4 separate regions of the Homo sapiens genome follow, and regions 2, 3 and 4 are each linked to region 1. The links are chromatin contacts, found by Hi-C or POLR2A ChIA-PET in ENCODE. All regions are on one chromosome and are shown on one strand. Each heading gives the region's core, a stretch centred on a gene start or an enhancer-like site at or near the end of the contact. The rest is flanking DNA. Distances are from core to core; before and after follow the strand shown. Region 1 overlaps POLR1A (RNA polymerase I subunit A). Region 2 overlaps ATOH8 (atonal bHLH transcription factor 8). Region 3 holds the start of RNF181 (ring finger protein 181). Region 4 holds the start of GNLY (granulysin).

Evidence for each region. A loop is a pair of places that touch in the nucleus more often than their neighbours do. ChIA-PET counts read pairs that join two places held with the same protein, here RNA polymerase II (POLR2A). Pooled maps may share reads with other maps.
Region 2: a map of endothelial cell of umbilical vein shows a loop between it and region 1 (6-fold over the local background). The contact joins two enhancer-like sites. A Hi-C loop is called at or near these places in 1 of 168 maps with a recorded cell type or tissue (endothelial cell of umbilical vein) and 4 of 50 pooled maps. POLR2A ChIA-PET finds 5 or more read pairs at or near these places in 1 of 52 experiments (AG04450).
Region 3: a loop to region 1 is called in a pooled map, with 4 times the contacts of the local background. The contact joins the promoter of RNF181 here to the enhancer-like site in region 1. A Hi-C loop is called at or near these places in 5 of 50 pooled maps. POLR2A ChIA-PET finds 5 or more read pairs at or near these places in 2 of 52 experiments (AG04449 and naive thymus-derived CD8-positive, alpha-beta T cell).
Region 4: a loop to region 1 is called in a map of natural killer cell, with 3 times the contacts of the local background. The contact joins the promoter of GNLY here to the enhancer-like site in region 1. A Hi-C loop is called at or near these places in 3 of 168 maps with a recorded cell type or tissue (endothelial cell of hepatic sinusoid, naive thymus-derived CD4-positive, alpha-beta T cell and natural killer cell), 2 of 37 single-sample maps with no recorded cell type and 7 of 50 pooled maps.

The regions. Positions count from the first base shown.
Region 1 is chr2:86,034,580-86,037,968 of GRCh38, reverse strand. The region is part of intron 27 of POLR1A (RNA polymerase I subunit A); the gene reads left to right. Among named protein-coding and RNA genes, the nearest start is that of POLR1A, 70 kb to the left of the region's middle. RefSeq lists a silencer at 1,271-1,320 and an enhancer at 1,991-2,050. Within about 2 kb of position 1,393, at least 36 of the 41 ENCODE cell types and tissues checked have a DNase peak (open chromatin) inside an H3K27ac peak, as active enhancers do; they include natural killer cell, where a contact is called at or near this core.
Region 2 is chr2:85,771,065-85,774,166 of GRCh38, reverse strand. The region is part of intron 2 of ATOH8 (atonal bHLH transcription factor 8); the gene reads right to left. Among named protein-coding and RNA genes, the nearest start is that of MIR6071, 11 kb to the left of the region's middle. RefSeq lists an enhancer at 285-3,102. Within about 2 kb of position 1,671, at least 23 of the 41 ENCODE cell types and tissues checked have a DNase peak (open chromatin) inside an H3K27ac peak, as active enhancers do.
Region 3 is chr2:85,593,613-85,596,994 of GRCh38, reverse strand. It overlaps RNF181 (ring finger protein 181), which reads right to left and starts at 1,250. Exons shown (of 5, transcript NM_016494.4): 1 at 1,146-1,250; 2 at 346-476; 3 at 64-173. The coding sequence starts at 1,231. RefSeq lists a silencer at 1,219-1,358 and an enhancer at 3,302-3,382.
Region 4 is chr2:85,692,612-85,696,108 of GRCh38, reverse strand. GNLY (granulysin) reads right to left here and starts at 1,751. Exons shown (of 5, transcript NM_006433.5): 1 at 1,639-1,751; 2 at 686-789; 3 at 53-151. The coding sequence starts at 1,690.

The DNA.
Region 1 (3,389 bases), core at 144-2,643:
AGCAGGTGACAGGCCAGTGAAGCAGGCTTGGAGGCCCCCGGCAGACTGAAGAGTGTGGAACCTGTCTCAAGGGGCACCTGTTACTATGCAGGAATGGAGGCCCGGGGGGCCACATCTTTTGATTTAAAAAGAAAGAAAACAAGCTTCCCACCCCCTACGTTTTTTTCTTTCTTGGGTCACTTGTTTACTTGCCTTTGCTTTTATATAATTGAGGTCTCCTGACTTTTAAACATCAGCAACTAATTCATGTGTTTTTAAAAGCCCAGTAAGGCCCAGATGGTTCTCATCTGTTGCAGGATCTGGCCACAGGCCACTGACCACTGCCTCTAATCTAGACCAGTTCTTGGTCTTCTGGGAGCTGCTCAGATAGAGAAGCAATGACAGAGCAGAAGCAGAAAGCTCCCTGCACTCAGCCATCCCACAAACACATACTGAGCCATGCCCATTCGTCGCTGAGTCACGGGGGCAGGCGTGGGCAACACAGTACGACTTTTCTGCCCTCAGCCCTCTGCCCTCTCACCTTATGGGGCCTGGCCTCGAGCCAGCCCTCTGTGCAGGTGGCATTTGGGATGGTGGGTCTTGGGGTGGAGGAGCTTGGATGTGAACTCAGTCCTTTGGACGGGGGTCACTGGCCAGGTGCTTCCTGCCCCAGTTCACGAGCCCTGGGTGAAGTTGTTGTTGGCTGGGCCTCAGGAGCACCTGCGTTGGTGCCAGCCTGGGCTGAGAACATTCCTTCTGTCGAGTGGTCCTCTGTGCTATCTGGGCACTGGGCAGAGTGGCAGGGGAGTGCTGTGTGCACCCGCCTGCCAGCTCCTTAATTAACAGCGAGGAACATAACTACCAAGTGCAGGGGGCGTTTGTGCTGGCCTGGCAGTGGTTTTCTGGGAAATGGGAATTCAGATTTCATGGCCTCTAGAGAATAACTAAGGGTGGACGGAGTTAGATGTTTTGCCCCAGTTCTGTTCACAGGAGGCCCAGGCCAGCCCAGCAGGTAGGTCGGCATGAGGCTGGCGCCAGCCCATGCTGGGGTTCTTTTTACTTATATTACCTCATGGAATTGAAAATAGGAAATCACTTTTTAAGACTTCTTCCTGATGAGGGACAGCCCTGGCTTGTTCCCAGCCGTGAAGTACTTTTTCAACTCCTCCCTGTGTTTTGCTTGTGAACTTGAAAATCTGTGATAAATAAAGCCATGCGCAGTAGCTTTTGGTGGAGGTGGCCTCAAGGACTCAGCAGAATGGGGCTGAGGGGTTAGGCAGAGCTAAAAGATGGGGCAGTGGATGAGCTGGGTGCGGTCTGGACTCCCTTTGTCAGGCCCCAGGCAGCAGAGCAGCTGTGTTCAGGCCTCTGGCCGCCCACAGGAAATGGGAGGAAGTGTGAGTGCACTTTCAAAAGAGCAGCCAACCCCCAAGAAGCTTTTTCTCCTTCCTTTCTCCCATCCCTCCCCCTTCCTTCCTCTCTGCCACCCTCTTTTTCTTTCTCTTTGCCCCCACCCTCCCTTCTCCCAGCTGTGGAGTCATGAGACCCTTGACAGAGCCTGGAGAAAAACAGCACGAGACAGATGGTTCCCTAGGTAGAGATATACAAGCGTAGAAGGCCCCCCAGATCTCTGCACTGGCACCCATCACATGGGCTGTTTGTGTAAATTGTCTGGCAGGTGGCAGGGGAGATGAAGTGGAAAGAGCACTGAGCTAGGAGTTAGGGGCTGTAAGTTTTGGCCTCCGGTCCCCAGCCATGAAAAGACCCAGCTGACAGTCTGTAATTGTAGCTTCTGTGAATCTGACTTTCCAAACAGCAGGTGGTGGAGCTGTTGCCAGGCGCGTTCAGAAACCGCCAGGGGTCATGTGCTCTGTTTGTAATTATTTACGTGGGACGGGAGGCTTCTCTGCCCCTGCCCCTCCTGTTCCCTTTCTGTTGCTACATTCAGGTGAGCTGCACAACCTTGAGAAGGCAGTCACTGTGGGCCGTTAGTTCCCCTGCTCTTGGCAAAACCATAGAAGGGCAAATTGCACCTCCAGGAAAACTGGCACACTGGTCACATGCCTACCACTTACTCACCAGCCATTCATTCTGCCTTCTCACCTCCTTCCCTCCTACGTTCTCCACAAGTCCTGGTCACCAAAAGAGGCAGGGAAGGCAGAAGGCATCCCCAACTGGGGGAATCAGGGAGGGCTTCTTGGAGGAGTTACAGCTGCTGAGGCCTGGCCTTGAAGGATGAGTACAGCTTCAGTAGGTAGATATTGGCCAGGGAAGTTACTGGCAGAGTGAGCCGCTCAAGCAAAGGCCCAAAGGGTGCACAGGGTGGAGGGAGCAGATGGGCAGTTAGAGTTGAGGCCAGATGTGAAATGCTGGGGGCAAAAGCATCAGAGCCGTGACATTGCCACAAGTTGAGACAGGCTGGGGCGCCCAGCTGAGGGAAGCAGCCCTGTGTGTGGCAGCAGCTGAGCCCCGCACCCCCACTCCGCCTCATTCCATCTCCTCTGCTCTGCACAGTAGCCTCGGGTGCAGAGTGAGAGTGATCCCATGTTGCAGATGAGATCAAGGCCCTCCTCTCCAGTCTGTGGCAGGTCAGGACTTTAACCTGAACCTGTCCTTACAGAAACATCTCTCCCACCCCCTCTTTCCAGTGGGATTGTATCTTTCTAAAGTCAAGCCCGGCCTTCTCTCATCTGGCTATCCTGTTCCTGTCCCCAGTGCCTGGTAAACAAGCTCTTCTCTGGATTAATGGATGAGGGGGCTTTTTTTTCTGCCAAGGGCAAACCACGTACACCTTTAAAAAGTTAAAAAATAATATTGGGGTCTGGGTGCAGTGGCTTACCCTTGTAATTCCAGCACTTTGGGAGGCCAAGGCAGGTGGATCACCTGAGGTCAGGAGTCCACAATCAGCCTGGCCAACATGGTGAAACCCCGTTTCTACTAAAAATAGAAAAATTAGTCGGGCATGGTGGTGCATGCCTGTAATCCCAGCTACTCAGAAGGCTGAGGCATGAGAATCGTTTGAATCCGGGAGGCGGAGGTTGCAGTGAGCCGAGGTCGCACCACTGCACTCCAGCCTGGGGGATAGAGAGACTCCATCTCGGGACGGTGGGGGGAACTAATAATAATAATATTAGGGAAGATGAGTGGCATTCTTTTGTTTTTAATGAGCAAAATAGTATACATTTGACCTGCCTACTTTTTCAAATGAAGACTCTAAGCTCCTTGAGGGCCTGGAGTCTGTCTTTTCGTCCTTGCTTTGCCACCAGGGCTGGCACATGCTGGGCACAGTATAGGCGCTCAGAGAAAGTGGGACGGCTGGCTGGATGTGTGAGGGACCCGATTCTCACAGTCACAAGCAGCCCTTTTTGGTGTGCTATTCTGGCCTGTTGGAAAAGACAGGCAGGGGGTTA
Region 2 (3,102 bases), core at 422-2,921, 260 kb after region 1:
GCCCCACGAAGACCAACTTCTTGGGCAGGAGACATGGGAGGGAGAGCAGATTTTGCAAAACAATATTACGTCCTTTATGCCACTAATCCATGAACAGACCCAGGAGCTGGTGGGGTAGCTTCATGATAACTAATCAGGGTCCTGAGGTTAAAACACTTGAGCACCCGGCCGCACGGCCCCCAAGGGAAGAGTAGGGACCAGCTCCAGCATCCAAACCAGATACCTGCCCCCAGAGGTCACTCAAGGAGAGAGGATCCCGTGGGCCTGCGCTGAGCCCTTCAGATGGTGAGACAAATGGCCCTAAAACTGTGATAAACATCAATATTTGGTCCTGCCAGAGCTGCCATCTCTCTAACTGGAAGTGGGAGGAAAGCTGAGAGGAGGGCAAGAGGAATGAGGTGCAGGAGCCTGTGTAAAGATGAAATGCAAAAAGCCCTCCAAAGCCCCAAATGTGAGGCTTTTGCAAAGCCGGCCACCCACAGCCGTGTCAATGACGGGCTTTTTCCACTGCTGGGGTGAGGGGCTGCTGGGGCTTCTGGATCTGGGGAGGCAGCCCATGGAAAATGGGTGCAAAGAACTGAGAAAGGAAAGGGGAAACTCCCAGTACCCTGCCACTGACCTGTGTCCCCCCATCACATCACCACTGTCTGACACATGGCAGCCCCAGGCCCAACTCAGCTCCTCCCTCAGTGTCCAGGGGCTGTGAGGAAAGCAGCCCAGCCTTGCCCTTCTCTCCTTTCCTCCCCAGGGCTGGCTTCCAGTTGCCGGCCCTGCCCCAGGACCCCACAGCCCCTGACAGGCCACCCAGTGACTGCTCCCAGGAGGTGCCCAGGTTCCAGGCAGACATATCCCAGAAGGCTTTGGCGGCAGCAGCCAGTTCTTAAAAAAGGCTTCATGTCATGCTGCAGTCAGCGGCAGAGCCGAGGCACCGGCGTATTTATGAATGTGATTGTCCTCCCAGAACATCTCCGTGAAGCTCTCTGATGAGCTGATGGGGGTCTCTGCATGGTGTCCGGTCTCCCAGACCCTCCCTCTGAGGAGACATTGTTCTCGTCTGTGTGCATGGGGTTTATTCAGGGTGACGGCGGAATGACTCTGCCATGGCGCTGCCTGTTTTGAGCCTCAACACTGAGATGCGCTCCCAAGCACCTTCTTGCTCCCATGTCCCCTCCAGCTGTTTTCTTAGGAAAATAGTCACTTTCAACCATCCCCAGTGACAACAGCCTTGAGAAAGAAAAGTTCCGCAGTGTCAGGAGCACTAATGAGGTGGCCTTCGGGCTCGCAGAGGAGGAAGAAAAGTCACAACTGATGTGAGAAGAGGAAGAAACAACATTAAAAGAAAACGGGAAAAAAATAAAAACCAGAGATAAAAAGTCAAGAGAAAACAGCGGCGCCTGAGAAACAAGAATTCCAGCCGCCAACTTTTACGGCGTCCAGTCCTGTTATTCATAAGCGAGTTTCCTCTCTCACAAAGAACCTTTTGCACGGTTTTCCCTGCTGCCTCCAAACCAGCTGCTCGCGCTGTTGTATCCTGAGTGATGATGAGGCTCTGAAAGGGTTTTTTGGGAACAGATGGCCAGGGGAGAGCTGGGGAATGTGCCAGCAGAGGGCCGGGCGGGCTGCCAAGGCCTGTGGTGACTGAGTGCTTGGGCTTCCAGCTCGCGTGCTTTCCCTGCCCTCTGCCCTCCGTGGCGCCAGCAGGCCTTCCCAGCGAGCGCTCGGAACATCTGGAGTCTGGGGCTGCCAGGAGGGGGGGCCGCGGCGGCCGGGCGGGGGACCCTCTGTTCCAGCGGAGCTCCCATGGACTCACCAGCAGGCCCGCCTCGCAGAACAGCTAATCAAAACCACAGCGCCCGAATGGGAACCAGGCGCGCTCCCAGCTGCAGCCAAAGGCCGCCAGGCGACTTAACCTGGTGTCAGTCCTCGCCGGCGGCACAAAGCTGGGGGTGCCCGCAGCTGATGACACCTCCCTGCCCAACCCACCCCTCGCTACCACCAGGGCCACCACCAGCAGGCTCTTGGCTCCCCACAGCTAAATGGAGCCTGCACTGCGCTGCAGCCGGGCTGCTTACATAAGAGCTGTTGCTCTGGGCAAGGGACGGCACCAGGCACTTGCTGGGGGCCTCCTGGGCACAGGCCACTGTGCTGGGCAGTGTGCGAGCTTCAGGCAGCGGGCTGGCCTCAGGACTGAAGAGCTCAGAACTCAGAACCAAAGAGATAAAACAGGTTGGAAACTGAGCTCTGCCACTTCCTGGCCATGTGGCCCCAGGCAAGTTACGCCCTTCTCCTGGCCTCAGTCTTCCATCTGTGCAATGAGGGAAGTGGTCCCAACTTTGGGGTTAGTATAACACGGGGTAGAGATAATGTGAGTGGGATGCCCATAAGGGGACACAATGGCACTCACCACATGGTTGATGTGCTTGGTGGTGGCAGTGGTCTGCTGCAGTGCCGATTAGCATTATTATATGACCACATGTTATGCATGTTTCTTGGTATGACTCCCTCTACTTTGACATCCGAGGATTTCTGGATGGGCTGCAGGCTGCACCCTATGCTAAGGGTGCAGGACCAGGGGTTTGAGCTGAAGTGCTAGAGGGGAAAGAATCTCTCACTCAGAAAGGTTGGTCCTTCCCCATCTGCCTTTTGGCTGGTCGGTCATTCATCCACCCTGGCACTGCCCTTTTCTGAGCTGTTCCTTCCCGGGGTTCCAATTAAGTTGTTACCTTGTAGCTATAAATTCATGAGATTTCCTCTCTGGCACTCACCGGGAACACCAGCCCTTTCTCATATGGGGTCTTGTTTAATCCTTTCAGCAAGGCAGCAAGGCAGATTTGTGTGCTTTCACTTTACAGATGAGAGGACTGGGGATCAGAGAGGTCAAATAACATGCCCAAGGCCACAGAGCGAGAGTGACAGTGCCAGGACTCAAATCCAGGTCTCCAGCCCCAGAACTCTGCACTTTGCCTACTTCACAGTTTTGCTGAGGGCCGCCATAGCGTGCGTTCCTGTGCCTTAAATGATAGCACTACAGAGCACCAGAAAGAACCACAGCGTTCTCTGGGGTTAGCCCCCACCCTACACAGACACCCCTTCTCCAGCGTC
Region 3 (3,382 bases), core at 1-2,500, 440 kb after region 1:
ACAGAAAGAAGCTTGAGTACTGGGCCCAGGGCACGGTGAGAGCTAGAAGAAGAGAAGCAGTACCTTGCTTAGCCAGGGCAGAATGCAGCTGGAATGGAAAAGGTGATGGCAAGGCATCTCAATGGCAGTCTCCTCCTCCTCAAATTCCAAAAGACACACGGGGCACTTGAGCTCTTTAGGAAGGAGTGCTGATCAGGAGAGCTGCTACAGGCTCTGCCTCCCAAGCTCCCACTCCTGAAGGACACTTGCCCCCACCTGACCTGGAAAACTGAAGGACCAGACCACAGTCTGGCTTGGGGAAGGGGTGGGTCTGGCCCAAATAGCAGAAAGAATCAGTGTCCTCACCAGCCTGAGAGCCTCTGATGACTGTCCTGGGGAGGTTCTCAACCACAGTCTTGGCAGCTGGTGGAGGCAGGTGGTGGTCCCAATCTACTACCAACCCCAAGTCTTCAAAGTCCATCCTATTGAAAAGTGACCTGGGGAAGGGGATGTAAAGTCAGAACAAAGGAAAACTATGCTTTTTCTTTGTCCCCATAATCCACTGGACATTAATAAACACGCTGCCCAGCTAGTAGGAATAATAGCTACCCTTAGTAGTTAGTAGATGCTCACTAGATAAAAAGCACGATGGGAAATAGTTTACAACTGCTATCAGACCGCCCCAGCACGTAAAGTGTTTATTCCCATTTTACACATGAGGCAACAGATTCAGAGAAGTTACTCAGGCTACGCTGAATAACCTGGTAGAGCCCAGATTCCAAGACCAAGCCAGATTCCAGGTCCAGTAACAGCAGTGCCTGCTGTTACTGATGAATATACCCACTCACAGCACACGGCCCCAACCCCGCCCCCATGCCTCACCTTCTCTGAGACCTCCCAGAGCCTGCTGTCCTTCCGCCCCCACGCCCACCACTCTCCAGCTCCAATCTTTCCCGCAATCCCCTTGCCCCAGGCCGGCCCAACGGACGGCCCAAATTATCGAGATGCTCATCCCCACACCCCTCAGTCTCGCCGCCCGTACTAACACTCCAGATTACTCATCTGTCCTCCCCAGAATCCGCTGCCCCTGGTAATCCGCCTTCTCCAGCCAGCCCCAGCCCAGAAACCTGCTGGTTGGACCCTATCCCCAAGCCCCGCGCACCCACCTTGCGAGCTCCAGCAGCATGTTGGTTCGCGTCTCCTGCTCAGGGTCCGACGGCTCGCAGTCGTGTTCATCGAAATAGGACGCCATGGCTGCCCAGCCTTCTGACACAGCCCTCGGACCCTGCTCGATAGCGGCCTAGCGGCGCTGGCCAATAAACTGACGAGCTGAGAGAGGCTGGCCAATCAGAGTATCCGAGGGACGGGCATAGTGGCTCGTTAAACAGCACGGAAAGCGGAAGTACTAATTCGGCCCCCTCTCATTGGCTTGAACAAGTCAGGTGACCAGAGACTAACGCCAATGATGGAGATCTGGCTGGTGAGGAATCATTTGTTTTGGAGTCGGAGCCAAGACTGAATTCCCGGGGATTTCTGGCGCGATCGCGTCCAAGTGTCTGGTGTGTAAGGCTCTTCAGTCTGCCCTGAAGCTCAGAGGGCTTCGACAGTACAGATGCTAGAGGCCTCTGCGAGCAAAGGCGGCGCTGGCCCAGGGGTTCAGGTTCCTGCGAGCGTTGGCCCATGGCGCTTCCGGATGCGCTGTCCGGATCCCCGCCGGACACTTCTGCCCCCGCGGCCCTCTAGTTGGTTCACCAGTTTGCGTTTGATTCCTGCGCATTTCTTATGTGTTAGGCATAATAATAAAGGGTGGGGCAAGCCTCCCCAACTGAGAGAGATCTCTTTGCCGGAGAACCTGGGGCCTCAACCAGCTCATGGGACTGTTACCTTCAGCCCGTTGCTATCCCTAGCTTCTGTAAAACTGCTGGCTTGTACTAAGACCTTTTCATTCCTGGCTACACATGAATTCCCAGAGGAGAGAATGGGCGCGGAGGAGCTTTAGAAACACCCGTGTCTGATACCTTCGAAGATTCTGATTTAACTGATCTGTGGTGGGGCCTGGGCAATGGCACTTGTATAAATTATGCAGGTGAAGCAGGTTTAAGAACCACTGCACTCAATGATTTGGATGATAGGTACTATTTAGCATCTAGAACTGTTAGTCTGATGTATGTTTTACACGCTCGATCATCCCCTCAATAGACCCAGGAGCTAAGCGTCATTATGCCCTTTTTACCTCAGAAGTGGCTTGCCCAAATTTGCAGTCTGTAAGTGGTGTTGCAGACCAGCTGCAGGGCCAAGTGCTTTCCTCCATCTTTCCCAAGAGAGGAAGACGCTAATGCGCTCAGTAAAACTAACACGCTCTGTAAGGGGTGAAGCTCCACACAACTCAGGCTTATTCTGGTTTCTGTCAGTAGCGCTCACTTTACCCAGCAAGGAACTGCTTATTTTACACACTTGACCCTGAATTCCCCTTGCCACTCACACCTGAGTTTGAACTGCAGCTAAGTAGCCCAGGCAGAGGCTGCCCTGTTTCCACAGTCTTGGTGTGGCTTTATTTCCTTCTTCCATGCCTTTGCCCAATGATCTTTGCTATGGCCCTGAAGGCACTGCCTCCCTGGCCTATATGGCCCTGTAGCTTTGAAAAGCCTGAATTCAGGCTGGACATGGTGGCTCACGCCTGCAATCCCAGCACTAAAGGCAAGAGAATTGCTTGAGCCCAGGAGTTCGAGACCAGCCTCGGCAACATAGACCCCGTCGAAAGAGGGAGGGAGAGAAGACACAGGAGAGACCCCGTCGAAAAAGGAAGGAAGGGAGGGAGGGAGATGGGAATACCAAGGAGTGCTTTAAGGTCCCCATCTCTTGCTGTCACTTCCCCCATCTGCAGTCTGATGTAAAGCTTGAGGTAGATAGAATGTGGAAAGAGAAATTGAGGAGTGGGAAGTGTTCAGAGGGGAAACCATTTATCTGAAGGTGAGAGCCTTATGAAAAATTTTTTGGGCCAGGCGCGGTGGCTCATGCCTGCAATTCTAGCACTTCGGAAGGCCGAGGCAGGTGGATCACCTGAGGTGAAGAGTTCAAGACCAGCTTGGCCAACATGGTGAAACCTTGTCTCTACTAAAAATACAAAAATTAGCCAGGTGTGATGGTGGGCACCTGTAATCCCAGCTACTTGGGAGGCTGAGGCAGGAGAATTGCTTGAACCCAGGAGGTGGAGTTTGCAGTGAGCTGAGATAGTGCCATTGCACTCCAGCCTGAGCAACAGAGCAAAAACTCTGTCTCAAAAAAAAAAAAAAAAAATTGGTGAAGTGCTTTCTTCTTTGTCATCGCATCTACAGTCTCATTGGTCCTCTAAGCATCCCCAAGATGACAGAAAAATAATAGATTTCATTCTCAGAGAAACAGG
Region 4 (3,497 bases), core at 502-3,001, 340 kb after region 1:
TGGCCCCTCCATTGAGCAGCAGACAGGAGGCTCTGTAGCCCCTTGGCCTCACCTGGGTGGGCTTATCCACCATCTTCTTCAGTTTTTGGACTATCGTCAGACAGGTCCTGTAGTCACGGCCCAGCTCCTGTGTTTTGGTCAACAGGTCACCCTGTCAGGAAAGAAAGCCCTTATGATGGTCTCTCAGACACTCTGGGAGCGCGTGAAAGTGCCCAGGAAAGGGGCCCTTTGTGTTTCTGAGGCCGGCAGGAATGTCCGTGATCTCTTCCCAGAGCGTGGATACACTGAAGGCCTGAACTGGCTGCCTGGCCCCTGCCCACCCTTTTGCTTGTCTTAGAGGCTCTGAGACACCCCAGAAACAGCCTCCCACACCCCCAGTACTTTCCCAGCCCTGCACTTGCCCCTCTCCTATTGAGGAACTCCCAGGGGAGTCTGCCTATTTGGGTTCTGCAGCCCCAGGCTCCTTGGAGGGTGAGACCCCAGAGGATCCTCCTGGAGGAGTCTGCCAGATACCTGTAGCCCTCCTGGCCAGACATGAATTCAACAAAACCAGCATCGTCAGAAACAGCCCAGCCTCCACTCCCACCTCCTGACCATTAGAGAGCTCCAGACCTCACCCCAGGAGCCACCAGGGAGGAGGGAAAGGAGAGGGACTGTGGCAGGTGAGCAGAGAGCCAACACGTACCTGGGGGCCCTCCTGGGCCAGGCACGGGCAGGATTTCTCCTCATCACGCAGGTGGGCTCTTGCCAGGTCGTAGTACTCAGGGCTCAGACGAGAGAAGACCAGACCTGAGGAAGACCAGACTTCAGCTTCCCCTCCGCAGGCGGAAGGAGAGGGAAAGCCCGTTCTCCTGGCTGGTGGGAGTCCAGGAGGTGACCAGGGCCTAGGACAGGAGCTGGGCCTTGCAGGGGGCCAGGATACCTGTCCACATGCTTTGCCCTGGAGCCGCTCTGACCCACTCTCAGCACAAACACGTGTTCTCACGTTCCTTCTAGAAAGCCAGGAGGGCGAGACTCTCTCTTCTCCTCTGTTCCCCCAGCAACACAGATTTGGGGGTCGGTTTGTCTAGAAACTTCCCTCAATCTCCTTTCAAGGGATTTTCTTTTTTTACCTTCCATCCAGATGGCCCAGCCAAATCCACTCTCCCTTCCAGAAGTGTTCTTGCCCTTGGGGCTCACACTGACCTCAAGGCCTGGGAGAGAGCAGGGTGCAGGGGGCAGGAAGTCTGCCTTGAACACAGAAGAGATCTTGTTCTCTCACCAGCCCCGCACAATCCTAGACAGTGTAGGCCCGAGGAAACGCAGATCCACCGATGAGGGCCAATGGCCTTCACCACGCAGATGCGGAGGCAGGGGCTTGGGAGGGAAAGGGGGGTCTCAGGCCACACAGTGTGGCCAGTAGAGTTAGGACCAGAATCCCTGGCCTGTCTCTCCTCCTTGGCCAGGCCAGTGACAGGCTGGGCAGCACACTGGACTAAGCCTGGCTCTGAGGGGAGGCCAGGCCTCCATGACGGGGGAGAAGGCCGGGGGGAGGCAGGGGCACCTGGGTGCCCACAGAGTCCAAGCTCCAGGTTCAGCCAGCCTGAGAGTGCGAGGCTGGGTGGGCCATCAGGATCGATCCCGAGGGGAAGGCCTTACCTGGGTTGCCCAGGAGCATGGCTGCAAGGAGCAGGAGGGCCCAGGTAGCCATGGTGGGGCAGCCGCTGAGATGCCTTTCACACCCTGTTTTATGGGCAGGGAGCCTGCAGCTTAATCTTTCTCAGGTCCTGCCCTTTTTGTATGTCATCTCCCCCGTGTCACTGGGTTTACCACAGATACAAATACCAGTGTGTGAAGAAGCAGCTCAGGGCAGTGGTAGCCCACAGGGTCCATGCCACACCCCACTCCCACACAACTAGAATGTGGGGTTGCTGGAGGCCAGCAGCTGCCAGGATGCCTGGGATGTGCCGATGGAGGGAGAAACCCCTTAGTACAAGTACGTTCCAGATATTGCATGGGACATACTTATACTAAAAGTATAAGTGAGTCATCTCACTTGACCCAAAAACTATTTTTAAACAGCTTTTTAATTTAACAATATACCACGAACATCTTTCCACATTTGTAAATGTAGATCTTCTTCATCATTTCCCCTGGTTGCCTAATGGTTCCCTTTACACATGAACCATAGCTGGGGTCCTGTAACTCTGGGACTCGTGTCCCCTGTGGTACTTCGGCTTGAAGAGCAGAGGCTGGGAAGCCTCTCCAAGGGCTCACCCAGTAGTCAAGTTGAGTGATGTGAGGGCCTTCTTCAGACAGGGTGCCTCAGCATCTCAAAAAGGCAGCTGTAGCTCCTCCAGGCTACAAGGCCTGTTCACGTGGAAAATGGAAAGAGTGAAGCTGAAAGAGGTGGTACCTGTATAGGAAAAACATCTTTCCCAGGGACCCTCAGCCTCCATCTCATTGATCTGAACTGTGTCACATGATGACCCTGGCTGCAAAGGGCAATAGGAAGGGAGTCTTTTGCTGGACCTTCACTGACACTTTGCTTTTTGTTGTTGTTGTTTGTTTTTGTTTTGTTTTTCTTTTTTGAGACAGAGTTTCACTCTTGTCACCCAAGCTGAAGTGCAGTGGTGTGATCTTGGCTGATTGCAACCTCCACCTCCGGGTTCAAGTGATTCTCCTGTCTCAGCCTCCTGAGTAGCTGGGATTACAGGTGCACGCCACCATGCCCTGCTAATTTGTGTGTTTTTAGTAGAGACAGGGTTTCACCATGTTGGCCAGGCTGGTCTTGAACTCCTGACCTCAGGTGATCCGCCTGCCTCGGCCTCCCAAAGTGTTAGGATTACAGGCATCAGCCACCGCACCTGGCCTTCATTGACACTTCGAACAAAATTGATATCCTGCTAGGGAGGATGAGGGAATGGGAATCGTATAGGCAATGGCAGTGTCAGCTACCGCAGGACTTTTTTTTTTTTTTTCTGATACAAGTTCTTGCTCTGTACCTCAGGCTAGAGTGCAGTGGTGCAATCACAGATCACTGCAGCCTCAACCGCCCAGGCTCCAACAATCCCCCCACCTCAGCCTCCCAAGTAGATGAGACCACAGGTGCTTGCCACTACCACCCCTGCTGATTTTAAAATTTTTGGTAGAGATGGGTCTCCATATGTTGTCCAGGCTGGTCTCGAACTCCTGGACTCAAGCGATCCTCCCAGCCTCCAAAGTGCTGGGATTATAGGCATGAGCAACCACGCACGGCTTTGCAGGACTTTTTGATAAGGAAACATATTTCAGGAAGAATTGGTAGGACTTTGTACCTATATGATTACAAGAAAGAAAGAAGAGAGAGGAGGCAAAGGTTTTACTAGTATTTGGGGCCCAGGAGGCTGAGGGACTGGCTGTGAAAATTAGGAAAAGGAGCTTTCTGGTGAGAAGTTGAGTTTGAGGTATTGCATTTGTGGCTGTCTTGTTTCCCCAGCTGTAAATCAACTGCTTGAGAGCAGGGCTGCCTCTGCCTG